Linked DNA regions of Homo sapiens: regions 2 and 3 are each linked to region 1. A link is a contact called in ENCODE Hi-C or POLR2A ChIA-PET data. All regions are on one chromosome and are shown on one strand. The core of a region is the stretch at or near the end of the contact, and the rest is flanking DNA. Distances in the headings are between cores, read along the strand shown.

Evidence for each region. A loop is a pair of places that touch in the nucleus more often than their neighbours do. ChIA-PET counts read pairs that join two places held with the same protein, here RNA polymerase II (POLR2A). Pooled maps may share reads with other maps.
Region 2: a loop to region 1 is called in a map of heart left ventricle, with 2.0 times the contacts of the local background. The contact joins the enhancer-like site here to the promoter of CACNA1C in region 1. A Hi-C loop is called at or near these places in 1 of 168 maps with a recorded cell type or tissue (heart left ventricle) and 1 of 50 pooled maps. POLR2A ChIA-PET finds 5 or more read pairs at or near these places in 1 of 52 experiments (BJ).
Region 3: a map of vagina shows a loop between it and region 1 (5-fold over the local background). The contact joins the enhancer-like site here to the promoter of CACNA1C in region 1. A Hi-C loop is called at or near these places in 2 of 168 maps with a recorded cell type or tissue (sigmoid colon and vagina) and 4 of 50 pooled maps. POLR2A ChIA-PET finds 5 or more read pairs at or near these places in 1 of 52 experiments (activated naive CD4-positive, alpha-beta T cell).

Annotation. Positions count from the first base shown.
Region 1 is chr12:2,050,795-2,054,901 of GRCh38, forward strand. It overlaps CACNA1C (calcium voltage-gated channel subunit alpha1 C), which reads left to right and starts at 2,193. Exons shown (of 47, transcript NM_000719.7): 1 at 2,193-2,817. The coding sequence starts at 2,769.
Region 2 is chr12:2,498,807-2,502,913 of GRCh38, forward strand. The region is part of intron 7 of CACNA1C (calcium voltage-gated channel subunit alpha1 C); the gene reads left to right. Among named protein-coding and RNA genes, the nearest start is that of CACNA1C-AS2, 170 kb to the right of the region's middle. Within about 2 kb of position 1,690, at least 4 of the 41 ENCODE cell types and tissues checked have a DNase peak (open chromatin) inside an H3K27ac peak, as active enhancers do; they include heart left ventricle, where a contact is called at or near this core.
Region 3 is chr12:2,337,149-2,341,255 of GRCh38, forward strand. The region is part of intron 3 of CACNA1C (calcium voltage-gated channel subunit alpha1 C); the gene reads left to right. Among named protein-coding and RNA genes, the nearest start is that of CACNA1C-IT3, 69 kb to the left of the region's middle. RefSeq lists an enhancer at 314-814. Within about 2 kb of position 2,168, at least 4 of the 41 ENCODE cell types and tissues checked have a DNase peak (open chromatin) inside an H3K27ac peak, as active enhancers do.

The DNA of each region.
Region 1 (4,107 bases), core at 943-3,442:
TGGACAAAGGAAGGAAACAGGAGTGGTAAGGTTTCAGGTACCAAGGGACGGACAGATGCATTTTCATAGGGGGAATTGCAACACTCCTGAAAGTATCTCAGGCACTCACTCATTTATTCAATACATATTATGTACTTACTATCTGCCAGATACTGCTCTAGGCACTGGTGAACAAAATAGATGAGACACCTGCCTTCATGGGGGTTACATTTTAGTGGGGGGATACAGACAATAAGCAATAAAGTTAATGAATAAGTAAACTATATAGTATGTTAGACAGGATTTCAGTAAGAGTAAGGGGAGATAGGGAGCGCTGTGGGGGTCTGTCAGTACTGAATCAGGATGAGGTCCTGGTGAGCCTCACTGAACAGGTGAGATTTGCGGAAAGCCTTGAAGAAGCCGAGGGAGTTTGTGTTTCAGGCAGTGGGAATAGCTAGAGCAAAGGCCTTACAATGTGCGTGTGTGTTGAGGGGTCATTCCTGGAGTGTCTGGGGCCCAGCCAGGAGGCTAGTGTATCCCGAGTGAGGGGGACAGCAGTAGGAGATGATGTAAGGGGATTTGTACTCAGCCATTCCTGTAGGTCACCACAAGGACCATGGCTTTTACTAAGTGAAATGGGTAACCATGGATGGTTTTGAGCAGAGGAGTGCTGGGATGTGATGTTTTAAATGGGTTACTCCGACTGCTGTATTGAGAAAATACCAGAGGGGAGAGGGAAGGTAGACCAGGGGGATCAGCCACAGGAGAAACCTGGGTGAAGGATGCTGGTTCAGCCCCAGGTGGTGGCAGTGCAGGAAATGAGAAGTGGTCAGGTTCTGAATTCACCTGAAGGTAGGGTCAACAGGATCTCCTGATGGACTAGACGTGGAATGATGAGAGAAAGGAGTCAAGAGTGACTCCAGGATTTTGAACTGAGCAACTAGAAGTATGGGATGGTCATCGACTGCGATGGGGAAGGCTGTGTGAGGAGGAGCAGGCTTTGAAGAGATCAGGAATCCAGTGTTTGGATGTATTAGGCTTGAAATGTCTATCAGACGGAGTCAGCTGTAGTCTGGAATTCAGGAGAGAGGTCTGGGCTGGAGATAGACATTTGATATAGACAGCTGCTGAAAGCCACGGGAATGGTTAGGGTCACCCAGGGAATGAGGGTGGATGTGGAGGCGAGGAGGTCTTATGTGGAGGCAGGTAGAGGTTTTCCCCAAGAGGGAGTTGTAGGCCCCCCTGAAAGGGATCACGAAGCCCCACTGGAGGGGAGCCCGGTCCTGCAGGGGGTGCCGTGGAACTTGCTGTGGTTGCAGGGAGTGATGGAGGGAAGTGTTTGCTTCTCCGGGAAGGAGAGGTGCTGGATAGATTCCTGCCGGAGTTGCAGAAATAATTAAGAGAAGTAGGTAAGGATATCCTAGTAGAACACGTGCTCGGCTGCCTCCAAGGAATTATTAAACCTGGGTCTAGGAATCTGTTCAGACATCTGGGCACCGCTGCCTCGCCTACCAGGCTCCGCCTCGCTGCCCCTCCCGCTTCCCCTCCCCTCCTCTATCTGTCACTTCTACAACCGCTCTGATTATAATTGATCAAACAGAATCACGGAATCACGGCTCATCTTGCCGTTTTGTTCAGTGGCCCGATCCGAAACGAGACTCTGGTAGTCGGGCAAATTGTATTCCTCCTCCTTGGAATTCCGCTCACAGAGGCCTTCCCGGCGTGGCCGGCCCAGCAGGGACGCGCCGCCGCAGCGGAGGAGAGAACGCGGGCGGGGGGCTGCAGGCCGGCGCGGGGGGCGCGACGCCGCCGGCGGGGCGCGAGGGGGTGTGTCCGCGCCGCGGCCACCGCGGCCACCGCGGCTGGCGCCCGGGTGCGCCGCGCGCCCCGGCCTCCCCGGGGGCTCCTCACGCCGCCCCTCGCCCGCCGGCGGCCGGGGCCCGCTCCCTTTGACGTCATGCGGGCGGAGGGCTCGCTCGGGCGGCGCTGCCGCGGGCGCCGGGAGGGGGCCCGACTTCGGGCTCCAGTCCGCCGCCGTGCGCCCCGCGCCGTGCGCCCGGCTCCCTGCGCGCCGCCGCAGCCACATCTGGAAGCGTTCAGCGCGTCTGCCTCCGGCGCGCCGGGCGGGCGGGCGGGCGGCGCGGGCAGGGGCGGGCGCGGGCGCGGCGGGGCTGGGCCGGGGGGAGTGAGCGCGGCGCTCTCGCGCGCCCGGTGTCTCCCTCTCGCTGCCTCTGCAGAAACAGCTCCTGCCAGAGCGGCGCTCGGCGCGGCGCGGCGGGCCCGGAGCGGCGGCGGCGGCTCTTCCTGCCTCCGCGCCCAGGAGTTGCCGGCTCCCTTTGACAGCAGAGAGCCGGGCAGGGGCCTCAGGAGGACTCGCTGGGAGTGGGCAGAGGCGCCTCGGCCCCTGCCGGCCCAGGCGGGCCCCGCGCGCCCCCCGCCCCTCCTCTCCGCCTCTTCTCGCCCTGCCTCTCCCGATTTATTTTTTCAAATGGTGTAGCCGCCGGAGGTGCGGTGCTCAGTTCTTGGAAGGGGCCCGGATGTACTGAGGATGCGTTACAGTTTCACTCGAGGAGGCAGTAGTGGAAAGGAGCAGTTTTTGGGGTTTGATGCCATAATGGGAATCAGGTAATCGTCGGCGGGGAAGAAGAAACGCTGCAGACCACGGCTTCCTCGAATCTTGCGCGAAAGCCGCCGGCCTCGGAGGAGGGATTAATCCAGACCCGCCGGGGGGTGTTTTCACATTTCTTCCTCTTCGTGGCTGCTCCTCCTATTAAAACCATTTTTGGTCCATGGTCAATGAGAATACGAGGATGTACATTCCAGAGGAAAACCACCAAGGTAAGGCTGGACCCCGCCGCCTCGCCGGGGCTCCCTGCCTTTTCCACCGGGTTCCTGCCCTACCCGCGCTCCCCGCGGCCCCGGGGCCGGTCCCTGCGGAGTGGCCCGGGGCCGCGTCCGCGAGGGGCGCCTCCGCCTCGTCGGAGCGCCCGGGAGCCCGGCGGGACCGGGGCCCGAACCGCCGCGCGAGACGGAGCGGAAAATTCCCGCCCCTCCCCCTCCGGGCCCCAGCTTCTCCAGAGCATGTGTTTCCTGTGAAATTCCAGGCGAGGGGGGAAAAGTTCCCCAAGTGGCTGCCGCCGCCTCGCTTTCTCGCGTCCGCCTGGAGAGCCCGGCTGCCTGGCCAGCCGCGCGGGGGGCAGAGGGCGCCGGCGCCGCGGAGCCCAGAGGCCCGGGGTCCCTCGCCCGGCTCGGGGCGCGGCTGGGAGCGCGCGCGCGCGCACCCTGCGCCGGCAGAGCCCGGCGCCCACGGCCGCCCCTGGGGCGCCCTCGCGCTGCCCGGCGTCCACTCTCGTCCAGGCGCCCCTGCCCTGGGCGGCGCGCTCCAGGTGGCGGGTGGGGGCGGCGGTGCAGATGTGAAGCCCAGCGCGCCCCTCTGGTTCCCCCTCTGTAGGTCCCCTTCTTCCTCTCTCCCTCCCTCCTCCGCCGCTCACCTACACCCACCCACCTCTCCACTGCTGTTGACCCCGAGCGCGCCCACGCCGCGTGTGTTCTCATTCGCACCCACATGTGGGCTAGCACCTGAGGATGGAAGCGGCGAGGAGCCGGGCGGTGTGTGGGCTTTGCTGTTTCGTGTTTGAAGGAGATCATGAAAGGGTGTGCCTGGCTCACGCGGCTCCATACTATTGCCCAGTGTTTTCCGAGCATCTCCATCCTTGGCCGCGAGTGTCACCAGCTCCCCCTGTGATGGTGAAAGGCAGTCAGGTAACTCCCTACTTCCTGGAAACTTTCTCCCTCACCGCTCTCCCCCCATATTAACAAGTTGTTTTCTTGGACGTTGCTTAGCATTTAAGGTTTTGGGGACGGGGGGTGCAGACAGGGTGGTCCAGCGGGGCTTTCTGGCAACCTCCAGGCATGACATCTCTTTCTTCTCGCCACTGCTCTGTCTCTTTGGGTGTAGTCTCTCCCTTTTCTCTCCCAGTTCCCAGAGCCTCCCTGTTTGCACTCTTCCTCTTCTCTTCCCCTGAAAGCCTATCTGTCACTGCTGGTCTCTGTTCCTTCCCTGGGTTCTTCCCAGTGATCCTCTGAAGACCAGCCTGGTGGAAGGAGTTGTCTCCAGGTCTTTTTGTC
Region 2 (4,107 bases), core at 440-2,939, 450 kb after region 1:
GTTTTAGGTTCTCTCAACATTGCTATGGCTGTCAGCCAGTTGTCTCCTGCACAGGTCTTCACACACTGGGGCCCACTACTCTCTATGACAGCTCCCAACCTCCCACATGATGTCAGCACATGAGTCCATCTGATTCCAGGGAGTTTGAAATGCATGGAGGAGCTTATTTTGTTGGCTTGCCTTGGTGTTAGGAGCTTGTTGTTTTCTTCCCCCATGTAAACTAAGCTTTTACCTGGGCTCTGAGGCACTCCCGGGTTTTCAGCACTCAATAAGCAGGTGCAGGGGTGGGGAGCAGCCAGGTGGAGCCTGTTCCACAACTTCCTGCTCACTTGGTGCTCCGTGAGGTAGCTGCCCGTGTCCCAGCAAGCAAGGTGACATAGATTCTGAAAGCCGCAGGTTGATGGAGCTATTGCCCTGAGCTGACTGGTGTTCACTGGCAGCAGCAGATCCTGTCCCCCAGTGACAGTGTAAAGCACCGTGGCTTTCACAGATTTACACCTCCTGCCTTTCGATGGCAGGTGTCAGCCTCTCTCTCGACATTTGCTGAAACGATTCAGCCTTTTTGGATCCACAGTGCCTGTGCCAAGAACCTTACAGGAAAGGTACACACAGCTTGAGAACCCGTGGAAGTCTGCTGGGCTGGGGAGTTGGCCTCGAGGAGAGGGGCTAGGGAAGCTTATTCCCCTGTTTATCTTTTTGGGGAAAGATAAAAAGTGGACTTGAGGGTTTAAATCTGGGGTTCCCTTCAAGGAATTAGATGCTGGTTGCCGAAAGGTCTTTGATAGTGTTCATTCAATGCTCCCTCCCTTTGTAGTGAGGCTGTTTCAGCCAAGGCAGGGGCCGTCCTGCCAGTACTTGGGCCTGGAGGCCCTCAAGGCTACAGACAATGAGCTGACTTTCCTTAGGAAAGTCAGGAGACCTGAGGAACACGGCTTAATGGCTCTAGAAGACCTATCCCTTATTTCACCTCTAAATAAGGGTGTCAGCAATCTGGGTCATTTTTTTTTTTAAATCTGACTTTATTCTTTGTCTTCTTAATAGCTCCATTTCAGCTGCTTTAGGACATCAATCTCATGACTCCAGGCATCGCCCTACTTCAGAGCCACCCAGCTTTGTGTGCTCTCTACTCAGCTGTCCCCCCAAAGTAGGTGGACCAGAATAAAGAGGAGAAAGTAAGAGGGAAGTGAAAGGAGAACTTTCCTTTCAGACCAGAGCCAGGCAGGCCAGAGAATCACCTTCTGTGGCAGCCGAGCATTGCTCACCCAGGCAGTGGGGTTCTGAGGACCACCCTGGCCTCGTCCGTCTCCATCTCTCATCTGTCCTCCTGCTTCCTGCCCTCGCCTGCTGTTCCCCATCTCGAACCTCTAAAAAACCAGCCCACAGCCCAGGGGGGACCAAAGCAGCAGTGTGGGACGGCGAGGGGGACCCATGAGTTTCCTCTTATGGTCCTGGCTGTCTGTGGGGCCATGACCTTGAGGTCTGTAGCTCCCCCTTTGAAGTCCTTCATATGCTGGAAGCCTCTCACCTTGTGTGTGGCGCAGAAGAAAGGATTCCCAGACTAAGCTCGGGCCTTAGGAAATCTCCAAGGCGCGTGGGTTTGTGTGGCCTCCAAGGCTGCATTTTCTGTGAGGTTAAATGTTCACAAAATTTAAGGGGTGTGAGGAACTAGTGAGGAAAGATTTCATTTTGAGGAAGTTGCCTGGGCGCCATCGAGCCCAACTCCCACTCGCCATCTGCCCAGGCTCCAGAGGCAGCTTTGGGAGGGGAACTGTGGTGAGCACGTCGTGGCCTCCTGGAACTGGCTGCTCCCACGTGTCCTGAAGAAGGTGGGGTCTGTGACCCAGAGAGGAGCAAGGGGAGTTTGCCAAGAACAGACATCCTCTGCCACTCTTGATCCCCTGACGCACACGGGGCAAGCTCCTTTGGGGTCGAACAGAACAGACCAGTTGTTTGGAGTAGGTCAGTACCATGGGGTTCTGCACGCGCTTCAGGGTGCCGGCGTGCCCTCGAGGCTGTCTGCAGGATGCTGTGTGTGTGCAGTGCACATTACTGCTGGTGGGAGTCCATAGTTCTCAAAAGCTTTTCCTGACTGCCCCACCCTCTCAAAAAAGTAAAGCAGGCCGGGGGCAGTGGCTCATGCCTGTAATCCCAGCACTTTGGGAGGCCGAGGTGGGCGGATCACGAGGTCAGGAGATCGAGACCATCCTGGCTAACACGGTGAAACCCCGTCTCTACTTTAAAAAAAAAAAAAAATTAGCCAGGTGTGGTGGCGGGTGCCTGTAGTCCCTGCTACTCGGGAGGCTGAGGCAGGAGAATGGCATGAACCCAGGAGGTGGAGCTTGCTGTGAGCCAAGATCACGCCACTGCACCTCCAGCCTGGGCGACAGAGTGAGACTCCACCTCAAAAAAAAAAAAAAAAAAAAAAAAAGTAAAGCAATACTCATTTAGAGGAAAAGAAAGGGACTGCTTCTGACCCTCCTTAGCAGGACTTACTCTGAGAGAGGAAAAGCTACAAGGACACCCACAGGCTCCCCCTGACCTTGGATCCAGGTTTCCCTCTTCCTCAGCAGGTGCCTGGGACTCCCATTCCAGGGCTGTCTCAACCCCATTGCCTTCCCTGTATCAGAGAGTCCGATACACAACAGAACCCTTACACAAGTAGGCGCTCGGTAAATACTTGTTGAACAAACGTGGACTCTGATGTGACCACTGCTAAGAATAGTCAAAGAATGACCTCACGGTTCCCATCGTCAAATGGGACCTGCAGACCACAGCCCATCGTGGCCAGCACGGCTGTCAGTGTGGCCTGTGGTCAGGCAGCTCATGTGGCTCTCATGCCTTTCTCTCCCTAATCTCATGTCACCAATCCCACCCATCCTGTATTGGCTCGGGTTTGTTTTTCTTCTCCTGGTGCTGAAGTCTGGTGTGGTTTCCTTTGCACTGTTGGTTCAGACAGTTACCTTATCGCTAAAGGAAAGCTCCCAGGCTCCCTGGGATGGGGACAGTGTCTGACACACAAGGACCTTTCACCCCGCCTCTCCTAACAGATGCTCTTTTGCTGGATATTTTAGTAGTTCAGCCACTGGGAGAATCTTTGCAGCCAGGATGGCCTCACAGCCATAGGCTCTATTTTTAACAATTGCCGACTTCTGCAAACCTCCATTGCTATCATAGGACCACATGGACTCTGGGGCTTCCTTCCTGCTCTTTATCTCCGTTGCCTTCAGTGGCTGTGCAGTGCAAGGTTGACACAGGCCTGCTGAGCCTGGCCCTTGCCCCCCTCAGCCTCACGCAGACACTCTTCCACTGGTGGAAGCCTTCTGGGACCCTGCGTGCTTCCTTCTGCAGTTGCAGCTGCCAGCCTGCACTGTAGCTGCCTGGTCATTTCCTGTCTCCCCTCCAGCAAGGATTTCGTGTTTACAGCACAGTACCTAGCACATATCAGGTTCACTCATTCACTCAAAGAGCGTTAGCTGAGGACCTACTATGTGCGAGGCATCGTTGTAGGCACCTGGGGTACACCCGTGAACAAAGCAGGCCAGAACCAACTGTCCTCGGGGAGCTCACATTCTAGCATGGAAGACAAACAGCAAATAATACACGTAATAAATAGGTAATGATACAGTTACCAAGTGAGAAGTGCTCTGGGAAAGCAAACCAGATGTGAGAAAATGGGCATGCTCAGTAAACCCACGTTCAATTGAATTTCACGATGGCATGGCCAAGTGGGCACACACTGGGAATCTTCTTGCCCCAGACACGATATTTGCACTATGCACAATGATTATGTTGGGTGAATTTTCCTAACCAAAATTTAGTAATATCAGATACATCTCAATGGATCTGTAAAGAACATATTGGGATGTAACACTTCATACCAGTCAGACTAGCTAGGTGTCTCGGTACTTCTCAGTCTTTTATTCCCGGCATGCAGAGAACATGTTTATCCAGCGTACTTAGACAAATGCATGTGGCTGCTGAAGCTGCAAAGCCCAAGGGCTGAGGGTATTACTATCCCACCTGCCTGAACTCCTTTGAGGCCCCTGGGTGGAAATCGTGGGGTGGTTATCAAACTTGAGCATAGCCTAGAATCACCTGGGATGGTTA
Region 3 (4,107 bases), core at 918-3,417, 290 kb after region 1:
GCCTGGCTGCAATGCCCTTCCAAGACCAAGGTTTTGGGATTCCAAGTTTCTGAGGTGTTCTGCATGGTCAGTAGTCCCTGAGAGGCCCTTCCCCTGTAGAACTGAGTGAGCATTCAGGGTAAACCTGGCTAAACACAGACTAGCCAGGACCATTGTTTCTGGCCGTATGAACACCCTCCTTTTCCTTTCCTCCAGACTTAGACTCCTTTTGGAGCCAAGCACCCCAAGACTGTAGGCCTTCTCTGGGCGTGAGCCTGAGGGTCACAGTGCTCACCAGCCCTCCAGCCTCGCCACAGTGAAGATGCTTATCATGGAGGCTGGGATAGTTGTGTTTTTCGCTGGTGTTTAGATGTTCCAGTGTTCCATGAAAGCTCCTGAATCTCTTCCCTAAATAACAAAGTCCTGTTTGGTATTTGGTGAAATGTTTGGAGTGCCGTGTTCAACCAAGCTGAACTAAGCTGCTGACAAAATACTGTCTCAGCCCTTTAATAATAATAGCTAACATTTGTATAGCACTCTACAGTTTAACAAAGCACTTTAAATGCACCCAGCCCCTTTGAGATGCGAGGGCAGAGTTATCATGTGCGTTTCACTCAGGAAAAGTGGGCTGCCCAGAGGAACTGAGTAACACCCTCCAGGACCCACCACTGGGGAGGCCAGAAGCTGGCCCTCCTGAACCAGGCACTTTGCCCTTGGCCACCTTCTCTGAAGCCTGTGGTGACCACGCCTCCTCCTCTGACTTCAGGTTTGGTCTTTGCCTCTGGTCTCAGCCCCCTGTAGTATCCCACAGGCAGCCCCCAGGCAGATCTCCTTAATTGTCCCCTTTCTCTGCTTCAGCACCTGGAATGACTGTCCCAGGATTAAGTCCACACTTCCAGCCTGGAATCCCCTCTCTGCACAGCCTGGTCCTATCCCAGGACCCTACACTCCCCCTCACTACCCCCAGCATGCCTTTCCTACAGCCAGGCAGGACTTGGCAGGAGCATGCCACGCCAACTTTAGACCCCAGTGCTGGCTACATGGGGGGAGGAGAGGGCAACTCGTTTTTTAACTATTGACCCCTCCTTGATGTCTGGCAAGGGGCTAATTAGCAGCAAACGTCTTCTGAATCAGTAAGTCAGAGAATCGGTAAATGAAGAAAACGGACATCTGTATAGGCATAATAGCATCCCCATGCAGTCCATAGCAAGAAGAGACCCCAGGGTGGGCGCCTTGTGCACAAGGGTCTGTCTGAGATAGATGCCAAGGCCAATGGACACATGCCGTCCACAGGTCCTGGCTGTGTGGCTCAGGATGCACTGGAGCCAAAAGTGGCTGCATACCAGAAATGTCCCCCCACCCCCACCCCCATGAAGCTGATACAGCTGGAACCATGGTCCCCCTCCCTCCAGTCAGTGACACTGACCACCGGTGGCTCATCTCAGCTGTTCTTTTGGCAGATGCCATTCTTTTGCTCCCCAGAGACTGGGTGATGTCTGAGAGATAGGGTTAGGGTTGGCAAGGTTGGTGTGAAGTGGGTAACTTTGGAGCAGCGAGCGACCCGGTATGCCTGTGCATCCAGGACACAGGGCCCAGGAAGCATGAGAATAGCAGGAGCCTTGGAGGAGGTGCCCTTGGGGGTGGAATAGGGCTCTTGAGGGCTTATCCTAGGCCCAAGGAAATGAAGGGAACTTCTTTCCTTCTTGTCCCTTTCCCCCAACACACCCCCAAGTTGAGCTAGCATACCCATCATGCTAAACAGGTTTAACAGGTTTTATGATCCAATCTGATTATCTTATTATGAGTTACAGATTGTTTTATAGGAAAAATGCTTCCCCCCATATCAATAATAGCTTCTCTTTTAATTTAGAGAATAATTTCAAAATTATAATTACACAAGTACAGTCACGAATTGCTTAACAATGGGGATACATTCTAAGAAATGCGTTGTTAGGTGATTTCATCATATGTGAACATCATAGAGTGAATATACACAAACCTGGATGGTTGAGCCTGCTGCACACCTAGGCTATATGGCGTAGCCCATCGTTCCTTGGATTCCGTACAGCATGCCACTGTACTTCAGTACTGTAAGCAATTGTAATACAATGCTAAACATATCTAAACATAGAAAAGGTACAAAGTACAGTATAAAAGATTAAGAAAGTGGTTTGCCTGTGTAGGTCATTTACCATGAATGGAGCTTGCAGGACTGGAAGTTGCTCTGTGTGAGTCATGAGTGAGTGGACATGACTGCACACTACTGTGGACTTTATTAACAGTGGACTTAGGCTACACTAAATTTATAAAAAATATGTTTCTTCCTGCAATAATACGTTAACCTTAGCTTGCTATAACTTTTTTGCTTTATAAACTTTAATTTTTAACTTGATGACTCTTATAATAACATGTAGCTTAAAACACAAACACACAGCTGTACAAAAATACTCTCTTTATATCCTTTTTTCTATGTGATGTATTCTATTAAAAATTATTTTATTTTATTTTTTGCTTTGTAAATTTTTTGTTAAGAAGTAAGACACGCGCACATAGTAACCTAGACCTACGCAGGTCATCAAGATGTCATGAGGTGATAGGAATTTTTCAGCCTCATTATAACCTTATGAGACCACCATTGTGTATGTGGCCTGTTGTTGACTGCAGTGTTATGCAGCACGTGACTGTCGTACATAGTCATTATCAAAAAATTAAGGGCAGATTTTTAAAGAGCAAAGAAGTTCATTCAAAATCTCAGACCAAAGGGATACTACTCTCTTTTATGTGTATATCCTTCCAGTCTTTACCATGCAAATATGGAAATATATTTTTTTAAAAAAGAATCCTACTACACATATTACTATGTACTTTGGTTTTTAAAAACTATATGTAATGACTGTCCTTTTGTGGCATTAAATATGAATCTGCAGTATAATGTGGAATCCTGTGAAGGTGTCCTGGTGTTCATAATTCATCTGCTGTTTGGTGAGCACGAAGCTGTTTTCACAGTTTCAGCAGCACAGTGAAGAATAACTTTATTCTTCTATATACAACTTTATAATGTACATAATAACATATATATGTAAAATAAATAACTGTATTCTATATATACCCCTTTTTGCAGATGTATTCTAACAGAAGGATTTATAGGTGAAAAGTTATGTTTTTTGCTTTATTTTGCCAAAAGGCACTTAAGAAAGCCTGTCCAAATCTGGATTCTCAGCAGCAGAATATGAAAGTTTCTGACTCCTCACACCCATGCCAACAGGCTGAGCATTATCTTTATTAATCTGAAAGGAAGAAAACAAGTGAATGGGACATAGCATTGGGAAAATGCTTTCTGAACCCACAATTACTCTTCTAAAACACAACCCAAGTGCCACCTGTACAACCTCTAACAAAACATGGCTGAACCCAAGCTGGGGCATTCTTATTTCTACCTGTAGTTAAGATAAAATTCTGATCAACAGAGGGATCCGGAGGGTCCCTGGAAATGTATTGAGAGGAGATTGATTTGATCCATAGCTGAAGTTTCCTTGAAAAAAGACACTGGCTGGGTGTGGTGGCTCACGCCTGTAATCCCAGCACTTTGGGAGGCCGAGGCTGGCAGATCACGAGGTCAGGAGATCGAGACCATCCTGGTTAACACGGTGAAACCCCATCTCTCTAAAAATACAAAAAAATTAGCCGGGCGTGGTGGCGGGCGCCTGTAGTCCCAGCTACTCAGGAGACTGAGGCAGGAGAATGGCGTGAAGCTGGGAGGCAGAGCTTGCAGTGAGCCGAGATTGTGCCACTGCACCCCAGCCTGGGCGACAGAGTGAGACTCCGTCTCAAAAAAGAAAAAAAAAAGACTTGGCCTTTTAATGAAATACAGCGATACGGCAGTAGGCACCTTCAACACTCCCTAGGGGGAGTGGACATGAACGTTTTTGCATGTAAGACTTGGTCGAAAGCCCTGGTCCAGGCCTGGATGTGCCACTTGTTACCCTTGTCACCTGGACAGGCCTCTTCCTGTTTTCACCTGCGGTGGCTTGGGGCAGTGAGGGGAGTGCTGGGGCACTGGTCACACAGATCCTGGTTCCTCCCTGCATCCTGGCTGTGTGACTGGCAGGCGATCTGCAGAAAGATTGT